Regions from separate parts of the Homo sapiens genome. Here region 2 is linked to region 1. Evidence: chromatin loops called from intact Hi-C (ENCODE). Cell type or tissue: heart right ventricle. All regions are shown on one strand.

Region 1 (2,500 bases):
TAGAGGCGGATATGAGAAAAAGAGTGAAAGATGAGCCACTGGAAGAATAAAATTGCAATTTACTGAGATGAGAAAAACCAGAGAAAGGCTGTTTAGGATGGGAAGTGGAGAAGAAATAAAAAAATTGCTGTTAAGTGTATTTGCTTTCAGATGCCAATCAGATTGGGTATCCAAGTGGTGGTGTCCAGTCTGGAATTCAGGGGGAAAAGCTGGTGGTGTTTGGATTAGTCAGTACAAAAACGGCTTAGGCGGGGCATGGTGGCTCACGCCTGTAATCCCAGCATTTTGGGAAGCCAAGGCGGGAGGATCACCTGAGGTCGGGAGTTTGAGACCAGCCTGGCCAACGTGGTGAAACCCCATCTCTACTAAAATTACAAAAATTAGCTGGGTGTGGCGGCGGGCGCCTGTAGTCCCAGCTACTTGGGAGGCTGAGGCAGGAGAATCGCTTGAACCTGGGAGGCAGAGGATGCAGTGAGCTGAGATCGGCCACTGCACTCCAGCCTGGGCAACAGAGTGACTCTGTCTCAAAAAAAAAAAAAAAAAGTGGAGGTGGGGGACTTAGGGAGAGAATGCAGACAGAGAAGAGGTGGAAAGAGTGAACTGTGGGCATTACCATGCTTAAAGCTCAGAGGTAAGAGGAGGAATGAGCCACAGATAGTGAGAAGGAACAGCCTGTGAAGTGGAGGGAGAACCGGGAGATAGCAACGCCACCTATGGTTGGGTCAAGGCGAAGACTGAGACTCCCCCATTGGATTTGGCAGTGTGGAAACCATTTCTGGCCTTAGCTGAGAGTTTGAGTGGAGTGCTGGGGCAAATCTGATTGAGAATAGACTCAAGAGATAAGAAAACAGAAAGTGAGGATGACAAGTATAGAAAACTCTTTTGAAGAGGCTTGCCATCAAGGAGAGCAGAAAAGTGGGGTGGTAACTAGAGAAAGGTAGGGCTAAGGGAAGGTCTTTGTTGTTTCTTTGTTTTCAGATATTCTATCAGCAGGTTTGAGTGCTGGTGAGAATGAGTCAATAGAGAGATGACGGTCGGTGATGCAAGATAAAGGGAAATATTATGAACAACATCTTTGAGCAGGTGAGAGGGGAGGGTCTCCAGCACATAAGAAGAGGTGATAATCTTAGATCAAATGCAGAATAATTCATCCATTGTACCAGGTGAGATGAACTGGAAAATTGTCAGGCTTTTGTAAGTTCGCAGAATTTTATGCATGGAAGTTTCTGTTCAACTTTTTGCCATAAGGTGGCAGTAGCCAGCTGTGTATGAACCAAACAACCCTTAGCGAGCACCTTTGGGAAAATGGCAAAGGCTAAAGTCAATTTTGAGTATATGTTTTTAAAGGCATGGCAGGTATTCTGAAGAATGTGCTCCTCATCCTTCCGGCCTCATATTTTTTTTTTTTCTTTTGAGATGGAGTCTCGCTCTGTTCCCCAGGCTGGAGTGCAGTGGTGCAATCTCGGCTCACTGCAACCTCCGCCTCCTTAGTTCAAGTGATTCTCCTGCCTCAGCCTCCCAAGTAGCTGTGATTACAGGCCCGGCCTGGTCTTAAATAGCATCTTCTCAGTCAGTCCTTCCCTGTCTAGCCTCTCCAAGTAGGTCCATAAGGCTTTCTGGAGGAGGTGATAACTGTTCAGACTCCGAAAGCATATGTGGCCATAATGGAGACAGAGGGAAGAGCTCGGGGGAGGAATTCAGACAATTACTTAGGCAACTGTAAGTGGGGCTGGCCTGAGGGCAAAAAGAGGCAGGAAAAGCAATGAGGAGATGGTTGTAGTAGTGTAGGCAAGAGATGTTTGCCACTGGAACTAGGCAGGGTAGTAAGACACTGTGATTTATAATAAACATATATTTGGCCTTTGTCCCATTTTCTGAGCCATAGCTCCCAAACTCCTTGCAATCTCCAGTGATAGGTGTCTTTTTGTATCTAATGAACTGACGGGTGGCTGGGGGCTCCTGGATGGCCTCAGCATGAGGGCTAGTTACCAGGGGAACTGGCAGCATGATGACAGGGTTAGGACCTTCAGCCCTCCCTGTGCCCCATCTCTGAGGAGGGGAGGGGGGCTGAAGGTTGAGTTGATCACCAATGGCCAATGATATCATCGATCATGCTTACTTTTTTTTTTTTTTGAGACAGAGTCTCTCTCTGTTGCCAAGCCTGGAGGGCAGCAGCAATCTTGGTTCACTGAAACCTCCGCCTCCCGGATTCAAGCAATTCTCGTGCTTCAGCCTCCCGAGGAGCTGGGACTACCGGCGCCCACCACCACACCTGACTAATTTTTGTATTTTTAGTAGAGACGGGATTTCACCATGTTGGCCAGGCTGGTCTCGAACTCCTGACCTCAGATGATCCACTCGCCTCAGCCTCCCAAAATGCTGGGATTACAGGCGTGAGCCACCACACCTGGCCCATGCTCACTTATTGAAGCTTCCATAAAAACTTAAAAAGACTGGGTTCAGAGTTTCCTTTTGGGTTGCTGAACACATCTACATTCAG
Region 2 (2,500 bases), 920 kb after region 1:
CTGTAGCATTTGAAAATTTTCATATGAAGCCATAGTTCTGTGTCTTTTTTTTTTTTTTTTTTTTTTTGGAGACGGAGTCTTAACCTGTTGCCCAGGCTGGAGTGCAGTGGCACAGTCTTAGCTCACTGCAAGCTCCGCCTCACGGGTTCAAGTGATTCTTGCCTCAGCCTCCCAAGTAGCTGGGATTACAGGCGCGCCACCATGCCCAGCTAAATTTGTTGGCATTTTTAGTAGAGATGGGGTTTCACCATGTTGGCCAGGCTGGTCTCAAACTCCTTACCTCAGGTGATCTGCCTGCCTCAGCCTCCCAAAGTGCTGGGATTAAAGGTGTGAGCCACCGCACCTGGCCTGAAGCCATAGTTCTTAACCTCAGTTGTGCAATAGAATTATCTGGGGAATTTAAAAATTAGAAAAAACCCATGCCCTGAAGATTGTGATCTAACTGGTCTTGCGTAGCGCCTGGGCATTGGTATTTTTTAAATGTTTCCCAACTGATACTAATGTGGCCATTCTGCAAGCCACAGTTGAAAGGCTTATTCAAGCATCCTGTTGCTGAATGCATGTCGTCCTTACCACATGACTCTGGAGGTTTTCTTGTATTCTGATGTGGCTGCCCTGTTGAGGCCTGCCCCTTAGAGTGGAGATTATCCCCTGCAGTAGGCTGCCTGGAATATGATCCCCAGTGATCCCTGCTTCCTGGTATTCAGGCCCTGGTGTGATCCCTTTCCCTTGAAGCCTGGGCTGGATTAGTGACTTGCTTCTAACCAACAGCATATGGCAAAAATAAATGTTTATTGTTTTAAACCTCTGTTTTAGGGTCATTTATTACACAGCAAAGATAACGAATATACTTTCTGAAAGAAGGGGAGGCTCTTTAGACAGGAACATGTTCCTGTGGGAGCCACACCTTATGTTGATTTTGAAGAATGGAGGGTCTAATAATGTGTCCCCAGGGGAAGTGATAGGGGGGCCCAGACTGCTTGGGGCTGGAAAGGCAGGTGACAAATAAGCAGACTCTTGGCTGGCTAGACTGGTGCTTCTGCTATGCGCACATACGTAGGAGAGCCTGGGCAGTCCTGCTAAACTGTGGATTCTGGTTCAGCAGATCTGGGTTAGTGTCCAGGAATTCTACAAACTCCCAGGGGGTGCTGATGCTGCTGGTCTGGGGACCATATTTTAGGGGACAAGGAACTGTTCTAATTGAATTCATGTTCCTCTCTGCTTGCTTCCTTTTTTAAATACAGCAGTCTTCTTTCCACCAATGACCCCTCGCGCTGCTTCCAGAAGCCAAGAAAGTGGGCTTTGTCCTTGGGGATTTAGGAGGCGGAGCGGCGCCCCCTTGAGGCCACATGGTGGAGGCAGCGATGAGACCTGGAGTCTAAAATTCAGACTGAATCACAGGAAGAAGCTATTTACACAAGTCAAACATGGTCCAATCTTGGCAATTTCATAAGGTTCCAATCCTTAAGGGATCAAAACCTGGCCAACTGCTTCCACCGAGAGGTGTGCCTTTCAATGCCAGGCTTGGAGTGTCCCTCTTTATTTAAAAAGGAGAGGATTCCACAGCAGAGCTTCTCAAACTCTTCCACCCAAATCCCCTCACCACAGAGGGACAGGAGTCCTGGGCATGTAGCCTAAAGCAGCCAGGAGAAAAAAACCTTGACCTTAATTTTTTTAATGATTTCACATGAATCAGTGGAATGTGTTTATGATAAAATCATCTCCTCCTGAAATACATGTGTAAAACTGCTGCCCCAGTTAAACGCACTTAGTCTAACCAAGCCCTAGGATTGGCCTCTCCAGCATGAGAAGCATTTCCAGCACTCCAGCTCCCCAGCTCCCACTCTGGGATCCCACCTCAGACCCTCCCACTTCCTTGCACTCTGGCCTCTCGCTCTTGACCCTGCTCCCGCCACGCTCTTTCCTCAGAGTCCATCAGTCCTGTCTTGTCTTCACCTTGGTCTCTGCCAAGTGTGGGTCCAAGTCATATATTTGGGCTGTGATCACAGGAACCCCAAGCCCCAGACCTCCCAAAGCACCCTATGGAGAGACCTTACCCTCCTGGACAGACCCTCTCCCCCCAGCTAGACCTCATCCTCTGGGTAGACCCATCTCCCCAACCAGAACTCACCCTCCTGAGTAAACCCCATCCCCCTAGCTAGACTTCATCCTCCTGGACAGATCCCATCCCCCCAGCTAGACCTCACCCTCTTGGGTAGATGCATCTCCCCAACCAGAACTCTCCTGGGTAGACCCCTTCTACCCAGCTAGACCTGATCCTCTGGACAGACCCCATCATCCCAGCTAGACTTCTCCCTCCTGGACTGTCCCCATCCCCCCTCCAGCCAGACCTCACCCCTCTGGGTAGACCCCATCCCCCCAACTAGACCTCACCCTCCTGGATGGACTCTACCCTCCTGGAGATACCTTCCCCTCCTGGGTACATCCCACGTGGCTACACACTCCTTCCCCTGTCAGCTTTCTCCCCCAGGGTTCTGGG

The links. Peaks named below come from ENCODE experiments on the same cell type or tissue, not always from the same donor. Only the 100,000 strongest peaks of a DNase experiment are listed, where the experiment ranks them.
Region 2: it touches region 1 in a loop (4-fold over the local background); 3 of 110 quality-filtered maps call a loop at or near these places.

The regions. Positions count from the first base shown.
Region 1 is chr6:7,614,409-7,616,908 of GRCh38, reverse strand. No RefSeq gene overlaps it. Among named protein-coding and RNA genes, the nearest start is that of SNRNP48, 25 kb to the right of the region's middle. RefSeq lists a silencer at 619-913. In heart right ventricle, CTCF peaks have their summits at 1,042 and 1,245 (motif pointing right); no DNase peak of the experiment used is centred here; H3K4me3 peaks cover 437 bases.
Region 2 is chr6:6,695,907-6,698,406 of GRCh38, reverse strand. It overlaps LOC101928004 (a long non-coding RNA gene), which reads left to right. Exons shown (of 5, transcript NR_187687.1): 5 at 1,245-2,500. Among named protein-coding and RNA genes, the nearest start is that of LY86-AS1, 74 kb to the right of the region's middle. In heart right ventricle, a CTCF peak has its summit at 1,338 (motif pointing left); a DNase peak (open chromatin) is centred at 1,326; H3K27ac peaks cover 2,300 bases.